2 separate regions of the Homo sapiens genome follow, and region 2 is linked to region 1. Evidence: chromatin loops called from intact Hi-C (ENCODE). Cell type or tissue: stomach. All regions are shown on one strand. Links, peaks and the distances in the headings refer to the core of each region. The heading gives the core; the rest is flanking DNA.

What was found. Peaks named below come from ENCODE experiments on the same cell type or tissue, not always from the same donor. Only the 100,000 strongest peaks of a DNase experiment are listed, where the experiment ranks them.
Region 2: a loop joins it to region 1, with 4 times the contacts of the local background. A loop is called at or near these places in 65 of 110 quality-filtered maps.

The regions. Positions count from the first base shown.
Region 1 is chr6:115,898,168-115,906,693 of GRCh38, forward strand. LOC124901385 (a long non-coding RNA gene) reads right to left here. Exons shown (of 2, transcript XR_007059720.1): 2 at 3,628-4,052. Among named protein-coding and RNA genes, the nearest start is that of FRK, 160 kb to the right of the region's middle. In stomach, for the core only: no CTCF peak of the experiment used is centred there; a DNase peak (open chromatin) is centred at 4,484; H3K27ac peaks cover 1,123 bases.
Region 2 is chr6:114,743,254-114,751,779 of GRCh38, forward strand. No RefSeq gene overlaps it. Among named protein-coding and RNA genes, the nearest start is that of LNCPOIR, 200 kb to the left of the region's middle. In stomach, for the core only: a CTCF peak has its summit at 4,830 (motif pointing right); a DNase peak (open chromatin) is centred at 4,858.

The DNA of each region.
Region 1 (8,526 bases), core at 429-8,428:
TGTTTGATGAGTTTCTCCTTTTTAATAGGTATCTTGAGTTTTATCTAGTAGTTTTTTCTTTAACAAATATTAAAGTGAAAGGGTTTTTCTCCCAGTTATTAGTGACAAAATGAGAGTGAAGCTAGTTTAGTGCAGGCACCCAGAAACTTTTCAAAATGAGTGTGTCTCCTTGCTAGTCCTTGCCCATCCCCCCTTTCCCAAACACAGTCCTGTGTTTTTTTTGTTTTTTTTTTTTCTCGGAGATAGGATGATGACACATTGGTTCATAACAGCAGCACATCTGCTGCATATTATTGTGAAGATGTCATTGGAAGCCCAAGAATCTATAGGAATTGTTCAAATCCTTTGATCTTGAACCAGAAATCTTTCTTTGCCATTACTAAATAAAAATGTATTCCAGTTAGACTCAGAACCATGAAATTTGATGTGACTTTATACTTGAAAATGTTTGCCTTCAAAAAAATTTTTTTAAGGAATATACATATATTGTTCAGTTGTTGTCTTTTAGGAGTCTATCAGTATCCACAGGGAAAACGTGTAACCTGGAAGAAAAGAAATTCCCACTAGAAGAGAAAGATGTACTTTCTGTGGTTGATTATTTTTTGTATTGGTATTTGTTTCCTAGGGCTGCCAGAACAAAGTACCACATGCTGGGTGGCATGAAATAACAGAAATGTATTCTCTCACACTTCTAGGGCTAGAAGTCTTAAATCATGATGTCAACAGGATTGGGTTCTACTTGAAGCTTTCAGGGAGAATCTGTTCCATGCTTCTCTTATAGCTTCTGGTGGTTGCTGGCAATTCTTGACATCCCTTGGCCTGGAGACCCATCATCTAATTTCTGTCATCATCTTCATATGGCATTCTCCTCTAAGTGTGTCTTTGTCCAAATTTCCCTTTCCTGATAAGAACATCAGTCATTAGATTAAGGCCCACCCTAATCCAGTGTGGCCTCATCTTAATTTGATTACATGTGTAAAAACCCTATTTCCAAATAAAGGCATGAGCAGGTGCCAAGGCTGAGAACATGAACATGTATTTTGAGGTGTGAAATTCAGCCCAAAATACCTGACCCCCAAAAGACTACATAGACCCCAAATTAAACTTATCCATTAATGGCAGTGGTCTTCTCGACTTAAAATGATATTTTAAAATATTTTCCAGAAGTTAATTGTTAACTGGGACAGCAGCTCATTTAATAAAGAAAATTTCTTTTTAAAAAAACATTGTAATGTGAACTAAATACTTTAGAATATTTAATAAATTAATATATGTGGTTTATAAAACTGTGCCAATCACAGTTTACAATAGCATAAGACAGAATTTTTAAAATGCCATTCCCTTAATATGTTGACTTTTGATGCACAGGTTTTACACAATGACACCTGCTTTTGAGTCCCAATGCTCTACATCAGAGGGAGAATTTTAAAAATTAAAATCATAGTTATTAATGAGGCTTCTAATTTTTGGCATTTGATTCAATTTCTTCTTCAGCAAAACTTTTTATAAGAGCTATACTAAGTAAAAAGATTGATAAATTTTATGCTTCACGTTTTTTTTATTTTCCCTGGGATGGGTTGCTAACACAAAGCTGATAGGACGTCAAAAAATTGAGCAACTTGACATCTAGATAATCAGCTCCATGAAAATCTAAGCAAAACTGAGTAATGAAAAAAGGATGGGTGATACTGTTTGGGTGTGTGTCCCTTCAAAATCTCATGCTGAAATTGGATCCCTAATGTTGGAGGTGGGGCCTAGTGGGTGGTGTTTGGGTCATGGAGGCAGATCCTTCATTAATAGATTAATGTCCTCCCTGGGTGTGGCACAAGAGTGACTTTCACTCTATTAGTTGCTGCAAGAGCTAGTTGGTGAAAAAAAAGCCTGGCACCTCACTTCTCTCTCGCTTCCTCTTTTGCCGTGTGATCTTCACACACACTTTGCTTTCCCCCATGAGCAGAAGCCGCCTGAGGTCCTCACCAGAAGCTGAACAGATGTCAGCACCATGCTTCATGTATAGCCTGCAGAACTGTGAGCCACATAAACCACTTGTCTTTATAAATTACTCAGCCTCAGATATTTCTGTATAGCAATGCTAAATGAACTAAGACAGTGGGATCCCGCTTAGAGCTGAGTTCAAATCCCTGTTCATTCTTTCATTAACTACATAACTTTGAGCAAGTTGTTTAATCTATTTTAGTCCCTATATCCTTATATCATTTTAATCCCTATTGTTGTGGGGACATTAAAGAAAAAGCAAATATAAAGCAGTGGGCACAAATTAGGTGCCTAGTTAGTGCTTTCTCCTGATTCCAAGTGTTAATCATTCCAAGCCTTTGGTGTTTGCCTCAGTTAATAAGAATCTCAGTGTCTGTCAGCTCAGACCTTAAATAAATATTGTCTATAAAGCAAAAGAATACACAATGCAATTCTGATTCCAAAAAGCACCTTTTTAATCTAGTCAGCGTAGTTTAATAAATAGATTTTATTGCCAAAAATAAAAACATTATATTAACTGTGTGTAAAAACAGGGTAGTGTAGTAATAATACCTACCCATAACCAGAAAAGTGAGAGTCACAGAATCAATCTGTGAACTCCATACAGCAAAATGAACAAGACGTTCATGACAGAATTATGTTGACTAATAAATATATTCTCTCAGGTTGGTCTTTTCCTTGCTTATGTTAGAAACAAGGTGTGCAGATGCCTCATGTGTGTTCTCTCTATTTCACTTTTCCCTCCGTCAAACCTCCTGAAGCAATAAAACAGCTAACTTCACCTTCCTCAATGATCCTTTTATCTCATCACTGCAGTTATCCTTTCTGTCAAATTACAAATAATGCTCACAAATTTTAACCCACCAGCCAGAATGGCCCCAGTTCTAACCCAACTCAGAAACTAGCCTGAATAGTCACCCTTCTTAGAGAACTCTTCCATTTTTATCTCTGGGATATTTTGCATCTCATGCTGTATAACTATTAGTGTAGTTTTTGAAATGGATTTTATTATAAATAATAAAAGCTTTACAATAACATTGCACAAAACTACACTGCCAAAGTGGTAATTCATCACCATAAGCAGCAGAGTAAAAACAAAAAACAAACAAACAAACAAAAAATCCCAGAAAATTACATGTCTCCCTTCAAGATCTGCCTACAACTCTCTTCCACAGAGGTTTTCTAGACACTCTGTCACTGGCTGTGATCCCAGACATGCCCTCACTTCTCATGAAGCCTCCTACCCCTGCAGTACTTGGCACTTATTCCAGCTATGTCTGTGGTTGGTGGGATGCATGCTTACATTTGTCCATTCTTTGCAGGTGCTTTTCTGTGTTATGTTTATGGACTTTTCTATACTGTCCCCCATTAAAAGGGAGTGTGTGTGTGTGTGTGTGTGTGTGTGTGTGTGTGTGTGTGTCTGCACGTGTGTGCGCGACTTTTCTGTTCTGCCATTTTCTAAACACATAGTAACTGCAGATTCCTAGAGGACCTGTGGATCAAGAATGCTTCTCTTGTACTGGTTATTGATGTGCCCAGATAAATATTGGATACCTTCCCTAAAAGAGGCTTATAATCTAATGTGATTAAACATATTTTAAACGGTACATAGCAGTCAACAGAGTCATTATATTTCAGTTGTTAGCAGCATGTTTATTTGATCTGAAACACATATCTATAAAGTAACCTCTGTAAGTGAAAGAACAAAGGAACATAATATTCTCCCATTTTGTAGTTTTAAAAGCTGTGCACCATCTTTCTTTTTGAATTGCTGCCCCATCATGTTTGAGAAGAGTTGGCTGTTTCCTGCTTAGCTCCATTCATTTCCTTGACATCCTTTGATTCGGGCCTGGCTCCCTAGCCGCAATCCTTCCTTGTCACAGAGGTCCTGCCAGTGCAGCTCATTCAGTAGCCATCATCACAGTGAACTCTATCCCAGCAGCTCCAGATGGAAGATGGGGATAAACAGCTCCCCCCAGAGTGTTCTTCGATGTGATGCCATCAATCAACCTGCAGCTGGGACCAAAGAACCACTCAGTGATGGAGCCAGTGACTTCCTGCCAAAAACATAGCACATTTCTTAGTGCCCAGCTTCCTCCAAAAGAGGGATGTCATACCACATATTTTAGCATTCAAGAAGCCCTCAATACCTAAGATTTATGTCCAACTGTATGTAATCATGACCATTAATATTCTTTCAGGTTTGATTTTTTTAAGTATAACAGATACTCAATGTGGTAACTGTATCCATTTTACTTCCCTCTGGAAAGGAGAATTGTCTTGTTTGCTTGTTTCTTTAATAAATCACAATATAGAAAATCAAATAATCAGCTATTTTCCAAAGCTAGTTAGTACATTAAATTATTTTTATGATGCATTCCTGTTATCCTGTTACAGAGAGTGTTAGCATCTGCTGGCTGATGACGTGCAGCAGTGGTAAGCGGTTCATTTTTGTCTGCAAGTAGCAGACAGAGGGTGGTCCTTCTTTAAGCCAAGATCAAAATTGATAGTGAACAGTTGGAACTCTGCAGCACAAGAGGCTTGGCACCCACACACTGTAGGGTAAACATCCTTGTGTTGCCTGCCAGGGATCCATCCCTCTCCACCATAATGTGGGAAGGAGGGTGGTGCTGTAAAACATCACCATGGGCTATATGGGTAAAGAATAACCATCAGTGAAAAATATTAAACTTCATATATAATTACAGTTTCCACACAAACATGTTAAGTCAAGTCATGGCACTTGCTTCTACTTACTAACATTATTTAGGTTAGGCTGATAAAAGTCATTTTCTTGGAATAAAGACTGTGGTATTTAAGAATATCCTCCCCCAAATTGTGTATAGCTTCCCTTCTATTCTCTTCTCTAAGATGCTTTGAGTCTCCCTCTCCCAACGTCCTAATTTGCAAGCAGTAGGAGAATTCTCCTGAGCTCTGCAAATCATCCATTTCTGGTTCTATAAACTAAATTTCCTTTTCTCTGGTTAAAGAAGAAGAAATCAGTCCACATACAGATAAAGAATGTCTATTTTTACAAATGTTTTTTCCATTTCTACTTACACACACACACACACACACACACACTTGCTTCCACCTAATTTCTGCTTCAAAAGAGAGAGGAAATTCTAGGGAAATTAGACACATTAATTTCACATGATTGTGTGCGTCTGTTAATGCACATGAGAGATTCCAGGTGGGAGTAAAAGCATATAGAATCAGAGAGCTTGGATTGAGTTGCATGATAAGAAGGCACAAAGATCAGCTTATGATATTTGGGAGTTGTTCATGTCAGCATCTTCACTTTCCACAGGTGATAAACTGATGCCCACAGACATAACATTAGTTGCTCCATGAAGTCACACTGAACAGGCCAAAGACTTTGGATCATTAAGTTATGTCATAGCCAATAGCTGAAATGAAAACTTCATGAAATCATTTGGGAAAAATTGTTCTCTCAAGACAATATATAATTACTTATTCACTCCTTCTATTAGCATCTCTTGAGCAACTAGTATGTTCAAGTAATTATGTGGCTTATGAAAACATGATTGAGTCCCTTGCATCAAAAGAGAGATAAGCCTAGAAACAACTATAATATAAGGCAGACAATAAACCCAAGATGTATGTAAGTTAAAACTCACTACTTAGCATTCTTATATCAAGGCAATAACCCATCTGATAAGGGAAACAATAGAATATGAGATATAAATTTGGGAAATCTCTGAGATTCTATTATATACAAGCCATTTAGATTCAGGTCAATTAAACATGACTCAATATATTATATTGCATTCAAATTCTTCAACAATTTCCATTACAGGGACTTAGTACAATATCTAAAAATAATTTACACATAAATTCTAAATATCCACTTTCAAGGTGAAAAATATACCCCTCTTGATGGGTGCTGGATAATTGTTTTATAAATTCCAAGGTGCTAGATTATGCATAAAGTGGACTTGTCCTAGAAATTGATCCCTAAAGAAAGTACATGCTCTTTTATTTAAAACATTTTTATGAAAATCTCTGTAAGCTTAAGGTTCTTTGATAAATTATGTATATTTTACATTCTCACAATGAGAGTTTAGAAAAAGATCAGGCCTTTGTTTAGGGCACCTTTTTATTAGATGAGAACCAACAGAAATAATCTTTTTTTTTTTTTTTTTTGAGACGGAGTCTCGCTCTATCACCCAGGTTGGAGTGCAGTAGCATGATCTCATCTCAGAGTAGCTGGGACTACATGCACACACTGCCACGCCTGGCTAATTTTTTGTATCTTAGTAGAGATGGGGTTTCACCAAGTTGCCCAAGTTGGTCTCGAACACTTGAGCTCAGGCAATCCACCCGCCTTGGCCTCTCAATCTGCTAGGATTATATGCGTGAGCCACTGCGCCCGGCCCAGAAATGATTTTCTGTTACACAAACCCCTTTCACATTCTCTGACATAGGATTGCACCAATCTGCACTTTTCCTGGCTGAACACCTTTGCTTAACACTTCCAGAAGTCAAGAGGTTGTGTTGCTTCGAGTAGGCACTGCCACTTGGACCTTTGCTGATTCAGAGCACGAAAGCCTCAAAACGTTGATGTAGAGGCAAAATGTGTTAAAACTCAAACAAAATGTGTTAAAGTCATTTACAGACTAAGAGGATCAGGCTAAAGATTGTCTATTGATGAAACATCTACATACAATATCTCATTTTGTCTTCACAATGGCCCTGTGAGATAAAGTACTAGACAAGTACTAGAAATCCTGCCTCAAGATGAGAAAAAAGAATTCCTTGACTATAATTCCAAAAAAGGCCAAGGGAAAACTGAGCCTCAATTCTAGGCCTTCTGACTGCCAAGCCTCTCTTCCCACCACACCATATATTAAACAAAAGGCAAACTTTGTTCATTATCACATTTTTAAAACTTGACAAGAACTTAAGAGTCTTGTCAGATTTTATAGTCTGTGCCAGATTTCATATGATTATATTAAAGTGACACAAAAGAAGTATGAATTCAATTCTTAGCCAGAATATTTTCATTGAGGTAAGAAGCCAAGACATTTATAAACAGAATTCTTAGTGAATAAGTAAATATAAAATAGGTTGCTAATTATGGAGTACAGTCAATAAATACAATAGGTAAAAACAAATGTGAAAGTTCAACCACAACATGAAACACAGCTCCCGTGTGAGAATAGATTGATGGCTCCCACTAGCACTTGAAGATGGAAATTGTTTGACTCTTTCATTTAGGGAGGAGGGCAGGGAACAGGATTAGCAGTGGACAAAGCTCTAGATACAGATACGCTGCCTAGAAACCCTATTGCCGTTTGGTTTCTCACTGCTGAAAATTTACAGATACAAGAAAAAGTGAAGCAGAAATGCAATGTAAATTATTGAAGTGGTGCTGCCGTTTCCCGAAGCAGCTGGGATGGTCTGTCCATAAAACATTAACATGACATTTCTGAGTTTTGACAGGTCGTTTGGAAAAGAAAGGGTAAAAAATACACAAGCCCTTTGGTGGGAATGGAGACATTTGTTCAGATAAAAACAAACAAGCACTATGGCTGGTCTGCATGCCAGCTTCCACTGAAAAACAGGAAGAAAACATGAAAATTTAAAGCCCAACACTGAAACGGATTAAACTTGATTTGTTCACTATACTAACAGGCAGGATTAGAAGCATCCACAGCTTTTCTCTACTCTTTCAAGAAAGATGCCCTGCTGCCTAAACTGTGCTCAGCATTTAATTTATGCCCCTAGAAAATAATTGAGCTGCATGTCCTTTGTACACAATGAATTAATGTGTTTATTCATTGTGACTAGAGAGGATACAGGATAAAAAGTGTTAGTTTCCTTAGGTAGCAAAAAAAAAAAAAAAAGATTTCTCTCAGTACTGGTTTATAGGCAGGGCCAGCCTTAATTTCATGTAGACCATCATGAAGGATATTGACAAAAGACCACCTGCCACAGAATATGTCCTCCACCAAATAATCACCCCTAGAAACCAGAATCATTTTTTGGATGTAGGCACTGAAGTTCCAAGAAGTCCTCATCTTTAATGAGAACACATTTGTTGCAGTAAACATACCATAATGCTCTGAGTGTGAATCCATTGGCCCCTAGTCCCATTTCTATACAAACAATCTATACATATATACACAGCATTTGGGATTTTTAAAATATAGCTCAGCCGTGTTATAATTTCTCAAAGAAAAGTTTTATTAATGTCAAAATATCTTTCTTTAGAATATTGTCTACAAAATTTGCAAAATCAGGGCATTCATTGAAATAAACAGCAAGATGTGGTGAGATAATTTTGTAGACAAATGTTCTGCCACATTGGTATAAAAATTGGCAGCAGGGCAATGCGATTCTTCAAATTCTCCTTATATAAAAAGTAAGCCAAAGGAGAAAGTCAAATTACAAATAAGTAGGTTAGAAATTATTATGATTCTAAATGCTAACACCCTACAGTGAAATTTTTTTCTTGCAATTTTTACAAGCGCATGTAACTAAAATTGATAAACTAGATTAGATTCA
Region 2 (8,526 bases), core at 442-8,441, 1.2 Mb before region 1:
AACATGCGGTGTTTGGTTTTTTGTCCTTGTGATAGTTTGCTGAGAATGATGGTTTCCAGCTTCATCCATGTCCCTACAAAGGACATGAACTCATCATTTTTTATGGCTGCATAGTATTCCATGGTGTATATGTGCCACATTTTCTTAATCCAGTCTATCACTGATGGACATTTGTGTTGGTTCCAAGTCTTTACTATTGTGAATAGTGCCACAATAAACATACGTGTGCATGTGTCTTTATAGCAGCATGACTTATAATCCTTTGGGTATATACCCAGTAATGGGATGGCTGGGTCAAATGGTATTTCTAGTTCTAGATCCTTAAGGAATCGCCACACTGACTTCCACGATGGTTGAACTAGCAGATGACATGATTGCATATTTAGAAAACCCCATCGTCTCAGCCCAAAATCTCCTTAAGCTGATAAACAACTTCAGCAAAGTCTCAGGATACAAAATCAATGTGCAAAAATCACAAGCATTCTTATACACCAATTACAGACAAACAGAGAGGCAAATCAAGAGTGAACTCCCATTCACAATTGCTTCAAAGAGAATAAAATACCTAGGAATCCAACTTACAAGGGATGTGAAGGACTTCTTCAAGGAGAACTACAAACCACTGCTCAACAAAATAAAAGAGGACACAAACAAATGGAAGAACATTCCATGCTCATGGATAGGAAGAATCAATATCGTGAAAATGGCCATACTGCCCAAGGTAATTTATAGATTCAAGGCCATCCCTATCAAGCTACCAATGACTTTCTTCACAGAATTGGAAAAAACTACTTTAAAGTTCATATGGAACCAAAAAAGAGCCCGCATTGCCAAGTCAATCCTAAGCCAAAAGAACAAAGCTGGAGGCATCATGCTACCTGACTTCAAACTATACTACAAGGCTACAGTAACCAAAACAGCATGGTACTGGTACCAAAACAGAGATATAGAGCAATAGAACAGAACAGAGCCCTCAGAAATAATACCACACATCTACAACCATCTGATCTTTGAGAAACCTGACAAAAACAAGCAATGGGGAAAGGATTCCTATTTAATAAATGGTTCTGTGAAAACTGGCTAGCCATATGTAGAAAGCTGAAACTGGATCCCCTCCTTACACCTTATACAAAAATTAATTCAAGATGGATTAAAGACTTAAATATTAGACCTAAAACCATGGTCTTCTTTAAAGGGTTTGACCAACAGCTGGGGAATGAAAGGGTGTGTGGTAGCCCCAGGGGCACAATTACTGTCTCTGCTGCAGTTTAAGAGTGCTCTGAATTTGGCTTGTGAGTTCTTGTTGTGTCTCTGAATGGATAAAGGGCTGAATTTCCTAGATACTCAGAGTCATTGCCCTTCTATCAGTTCACCATGCTAGAAGGCCTAGAGTAAGACATTTGGCCGTATCTGGAAGTTCTGTAGCAAATGCCTTCTGGAACCTCATGACTAAAATTATGAGGAAAAAGATTCAAAGCAAGGTTTTAAGGAGCTTTACAAAAACAGAAAACCAATAACCACATACTTGAGAGTAAAGACTCTTGGGATGCTTAAAAATGTTTATAAGGCTCAGGAGAATCTTTTTTCAGAAAGTAAAACATGAAGAAATGTGTGTGTGTGTGTGTGTGTGTGTGTGTGTATGCAAAACAGATAACAAAAAAACCAAGAAAATGACTAACATGCAGAGTGTATAATAAAAATGTTAAGAAAGCAACATCTTTGGGAAATTCATTTGTTAATTTCTAAGTGAAAAGCATACACATTTCATTAGGTTGGGATTTAAAATATCTAATTCAAATTGTAGAATAAAGTTACAGGAAATTAAATACTTTTTTTTTTAATTTTGGTTTGGTTTTCTTCGAATGAGGATGAAGCGGTAAATGTCTAGATGAGGGAAAAAATCTATTGTCTTAGTTTTCTCTTGAGAAAAGCTGTGCCCTAAAAGTCTACTGAAGCAACTTGCATGAGAAACAAATATATTCTGAAACATCCACGAAAAATGCTTTTTACCTCTTAGCTCTGTTTTAGGCCTTAGCCTGTAGTCTGTCTCTTTTTCTTCTTTGTAGGACTGAATTTAAATCAGTAAATAAAAACATAAGGATGTTAAAACACTTCATCAATTTGAAGTATTTAATGAGATGTTCCAGGGTGCTATATCATGTTATGGATGCTGGTTCAACTCCTACTCTCAATTTCTAATGACCTAATTTATATTGTGGCAATAGTTTTACTTTCAAGGTAGCTATGATGACCTTTTCTAACCCCAATGTTAATTATATCCCATGCCCCAAATTTTCAATTTGGTGTTATGTTTCAGTTCTTAAAATAATTATTATATGTGATCTGTGATATCTAGAAATATTTTATTTCTCATGTCATAAATATCATGTAATTGTTTCTTTATCTTTGCTGCTTTTAACATCTACACAGTATCCATCTTTCTAATGGCTAAAAATTAAATGTGACATTGTGCAAGGAGTTCAGCTATGATTAAGTGGCAACAACTAGAAAATTCTCCCTTGCAAAAACCACTAAGAAATCATTATTTGCCTTTTCAGTGCGAAAAATAAATGTTGTATTTTATTCCCTTCCATCATCACCCTTAGAATTGCATCTTCCTGCAGTAGCATCAAGAATAATGCAAGGTCATTTCTAAAGTGTTTGCTTTTCTGTGCTTTGTTCACCTCTCCTCTTAGGGAGGGAGGTTATGTGGCCCCAATGTCTCCAATGTGTCTAGAAGTTCCCCTTTAATTACTCAGGTAGATAGATAAAAATAAAGTAAATGCACAAAACTTATGGTTTCCATAAATGCATTCATTGTAGCAATTTTCATTATTATCCATACCATTTGAAGGCTATTTGCTTTTAAAGCTAGCAATTTCTAAGTTAGAAGCAAAATTGAACAATAAAAAATTAATTTCAAAAAGAAACTAGTGAATCTCTTCCTCCTTATCATCACTTTAAAAAGTACATTTAATAATCGTATTTTGTTTTTTACTCTCTGGGACTTTCTTTCCTTGCTTTGACAAGTAGATAATGGATCTTTCTATTATGTAGAACTCAGGTCCAGAATTCATATTCTACCACATAAGTAGGCTCTTTGAAAACCATACTTGACTGAAAAACTGAGTCTAGGTAAGTTTTTGTCTTAATTAACCTGTATAAACTGTTGTTAGAGACAAAATTTATTGCTTCATTTACATTTTAATTACAGAAGGGTCCAAAATGTTAAGTTTTAATTGGCTGAAGAGAATTATGTGCAACGAAGTCTCATGGCAAATGGAACAGAGTGCTTTGCAGGGACTTGCTGGCTCTCTGTTAAGATTAGGGGTCCCATAAGTGGAAAAGGTTTAACTCCCTTCCTGAATCTCCAATATCTCAAAATCAGTAAAGAAGACCTTCACAGATGCCCTGATCTTACAAGAGAATGTCATAGATGATTTCTCCAGAGTGTTTTTAATGCACTGCAATTACTAGTTACTGTTTGGGCATAGTTACGGTACCTGCTAGACCATAAATAGTTAATGTCGATGGGATAAATCCAGTAGCATTATTATAAATCTGTGCTGAATGGTTGAGTGAAATGTCCCTAAAATCTCCTAACTCCTTAGATTCCAAACCATTCCAAATCTTATTAAGCATTTATTATGTAAACAATATTTTTAAGCCAAAAACATTCTGAAAGTCTTTTTATTTCTGATGTAAATGTTCAACTCTCTCCCTTGTTCCCAGTTCTCTTTCCATTTTCTCTTTTTATTCATTAGTCTTAAAAGCCAGTCACTTTTTTAAAACTTACTGGAGTGAATCCATCTTTTCACTGGGCTCTGACAGATAGAAAGGCTTAAAAAATGCAAAGTCCTCATGATAGGACATCTGAGGAAAATATATTGTAGATTTCCTTCTGAATGCCTTCTTCAGTATGAAGAGTCCCAAGTAAAACATTTCAAGTACGCATTGGGAGCATATATACATTCAGCTGAAGACAGCTTCCCTCCCCTTTGCTCTGAGAGCATTTCACTAAAGTCTTCTTAAGTTGGATGCCAGTATGATGTTCTGACACAAATATATGATTTTAGCATTTGACTTAGAATTAAGCTTGTATACTGCCAGCATTAAATATATGAAGTATTTACTTGATGTCAAATTAGAAAAGATCATTTATTTTTAATGATCTTCAGAGATGTGGCCATTTATTTTTAATATTCCACCTTACTTCAGATGACTAGGTTCAAGTAAGTGCTATTTCCCTTAATCTAATTCTTTTTCAACCTGTATCTCTTTTATGCCAGAAGCACTCAGTGATTTCAAAAGGAACTCCTTAAGTTATAGTAATAGTCAGTAAAATGGGAAACAATGTTGCTGTCAAGATGCAAGATTTTTCCCAAACAGGACATTTTGGCCTCCCCACAGCCACATTCTTGAATATTAGTCCATTTTCTCAGACTTTTATGATAAACATTTAATTATTGGCTGCTCTGACTATGGAGTAGCCATTCTTTTATTCCTTTACTTTCCCAAGAAACTTGCTTTTACTTTACAAAAAGCAGAACACTCAATTATTATCTGTCACTGTGCTTCTTAATAGTAACCCTTATATTAGCATATAAAATGGTTTGATTTAGAAAATATAATAATGAATTTTTTGAAATAGAGATATCACTGGGATGATCTCTCCAAATCAATGGACAGTACTTTTTAACCATAAGTTCAGTGACAACTCATGACAATTTATATCCCCCTAGAAATATGGTATCGAGATGTCAGTCTTCAAATTAAGAAAAAGAAAAATCCGAATCATAAAATTAAATATCTATATCTGATGACTGTTTGAGCTTGGCAAGACCACCACCAGGGGGAGCAAGTTACTGGACAAAGGAAGTGATGTACAGTTTCAGAATTTTAATAGAAAATCCGGCTTTTAAGAACAAAATGATAGCACAATTGGTAAGAATAAAAGAAAAACAAGATGACTCAAAGTCACATGAACTGCTAACTCTCTAGTATCTTATTAAAATAACATTGCTTCACTTTAGTTTCTGGAGTGAGTTGCTGTGACACTACCACAGTTATGTTTTCTTTGTAATGTGTTTTTCCCAGTGAAGTATCCTATCTTCTACAGCCGTTATGACCTACGTGCTGACAGCACTTTGTAAAATGCAAATGACCTTACAAATTTAATGACGTAATACATATCAGGTTCATGTAATTATGGATAGAAAAAATCTGGAAGTTGAGAGGGTCTGCCTGCTTGACAGGCAGTATATGCAATATATTTTACATGTGGGAGGGTTAATTCATACATTTTTTAAGACACAGTCTTCAAATATTTTACATCTGAATTAAGGGAAACTAACTTACTAAAGGAAACAAATAGAGTGTCTTCTAAGCAAGCTGTGAGCAAGTACTTTTAAATCCCATGACGGAAATTATTTGAGAAATCCTTTGTGATGTAAGAAAGATTATTCATAAAGAAGTTTAGCAACTGTTTACAAATTCACAAGTCATGTTAAGCTATATAACTTGAAAAGAAAACCTTTTGAAGGAAACAACTTGTGTCAGTGTCATTATGAATATTTTACATTGATATCAAACAGAATAAAACCCATATTTTATTTAACATGATCTATTTATTGATTACATCTGGGTAAACAATTCTAAACAAAACAAATATGACCACATTATCCCATGTCTAAGAAGAAAGGAGAGCATTCAACACATAATTATTCTAATATAGGATTACATAACATAAAGTGTTATGAGAAAGCACTGTTTGCAATGGGAAAGTATGATGGAATTATAACTTTGGTTAAGTATTTAGGGAAGTCTTCTCAGAGGAAGTTTTAATGTGGTGGATACTAAGAATTATCTAAGTGAATCATGAGAAGGGAAACTGGGAAGAAGAAAGAATAGTCCAGTTAGAACTGTATCTTTGGGAACTGTACAGACAGGAGATCTTGACATATTTGAGGAACTGAGAGATTCCTATTGAGTCTGGAGTTGAGTGATCAAAGGGATGCAGGTCAGGGTAGGTGAAAGCAGGAGAACTAAGGCAACTTACAATTCTATAGGAGCCTTATAAGATACACATTTAAAATTTTAGATATTAATCAGAATGTAATGGGGCTTGGAAGAGTTTTGTACTGGAAAGTGACATGATCTACATTATGTTTTGAGAAGGTTATATTGGCATATGTGTGAAAAAAATTAGAGTGGAAATAGAAGGGATACAGGTAAACTTATTAGAAGGCCTTTGTGGCCATCCTGGTAAGAGATAATGGTGGATGAAATTGTGGTGGTGACACTAGAGAAGAAAATAACACACACACACACACACACACACACACACACACACACACACACGAAGTAGAGTCAAGAGGACTTGTTGATGAATCTATAGAATGATGGAGAGGGAAATGACAAGGCTAAGACATGCCCTTTTTGGTTAAAACAAAGACTGGGAAAAAGCAAGTTTTGCAGAAAAAGATTAACAATTCATGTTTCTAAATATGTGAATGTTGAAAAGTTTGTAATAGTTGTAAGTCATCCACATTGACATCCAAGATGCCAAGTTACTCATATATTATGGCCTCTGCTCTTATATACATGCATATGCAAGAAATAGGCAATGTAATTGGACTGCATACATGGGAGTTATTGGCCATGAAATGGTCATTAAAGGCAAGAGAGTTGACAATGACAAGACTAATCAAGGATAGAATGTAGAGTGAGAAGAGGGCCTATTACCCAATGTTGAGAAACTTGACTATTAAATATTTAGAATAAGTAAGAAGCTGGCTACAGAAGTTGAAAAGGAGGAGACATCAAGAAAAGGGGAAAGCTAGAACTGTGATTATTTCACAGCTAAGCAAAATTATTTCTTAAATGTTAAACTTTTGTTGCATGTTTTGGGATGTTTTGTTTTTAATGAGAAAACTGTATCCAAGAGGGTTGAAAATTATGGTAGACCACAGTGACTTTATTTAGATTTATTCTTTCCAATCAAGGATATTGGTTGTGTATTTTCTCTGGGAAATAAGAATTTTATCAGTATTGTTCATTGATCAATGATGAAAATGTGGACTATACAGATACTCAAAGCCAACATTCTAATACTCATCATTTTGCTAGTTAGAAAATAAATTAAATACATGTACCTTAGATTAATGTTTTTTGGTTTCATACTTCTTGAAGAACAGTAAAGATTTGAAGAGCTATAATGGCTTTGAGTCCTGTGCAACTTTTTTTTTTTTTTCCAGGTCTTCTACTTTATTGGCAAGCACTTAGAATCATAGCATCACTGTTCATTAGAACTAGAAAAGATAATTTTTCTTTTTATTTATTTAAATATTTTACTTCTAATTTTAGGTTCAGGGCTACATGTGCACTCATGACTTGTGCAACTTTTTTTTTTTTTTTTTTTGACGGAGTCTCGCTCTGTTGACAGGCTGGAGTGCAGTGGCGCCATCTCGGCTCACTGCAATCTCCACCTCCTGGGTTCAAGCAATTCTTCTGCCTCAGCCTCCCGAGTAGCTGGGACTATAGGCACATGCCATCATGCCCAGCTAATTTTTGTATTTTTAGTAGTGACGGGGTTTCACCATGTTGGCCAGGATGGTCTTGATCTCTTGACCTCAGGTAATCCACCCACTTCAGCCTCCCAAAGTGCTGGGATTACAGGTGTGAGCCACTGTGCCCAGCCTCCAGTGCAACTTTTTAATGTAAATGTTGGAAGTGCAAGGTACCAGCAGTTCCTTTTATCACGGCTCATTTGTGGTTCATACTCTCACATAGTCAGCCATAGACATTTCTTCCTATTGTTTATATGATGTTCCAGTTTTCACTTTGTATACTACTTTAGTTAAGAGCAGATTCTTGACTTCATTTACAAGCACTCTTGAGTTTGGGTAATTCCTCCAACTTCCCACAAATTCCTTCTGTGAAGCAAGTTTCATAGAAGTTAGATCTTAAGACATTTGAAATGACTTTCCCTGTTACACTCTAGAACACTGTTTACTTCAGCTGATACGTCCCTGCTTAGGCATATCACACTCTTTCATAAGGTTTCTATATCCATCCACCTAACTTTCAAACTCACATCATTTTTTTTCTCCTTTTCAGTTGGCTACCTTAATCTCTGTTTCTCAGGGCACAAATTTCTTCCCCAAAGTTTTTTCTGTATTTTTACCTAGTAGCTTGGGGGAGTCTGGTGTACAGTCTTAAGACATGAAGTTCAGAACAGATACATGCAAACAATTCCATCACATGTCTCAGAATAAGCTCTACAATGTAGTGAGTAGATCACAAATCTCTTTTAATGTGGCATGTTTACTGTTTGTGTTCTTTGTTCTTAACACTGCATCATGGTGAACTGCAGCTGCAAGTGAAAACAACAGAACTGGCAAGCATTATCAATCTAATATTTTGTTTCAAATTAATAGCGGATAAGTCCAAATTTGACTCAACTAATAAAATTATTAGTAAATGTGCAGTTAAATCTTGATCTCATTTTGGTATATCAGATAGACA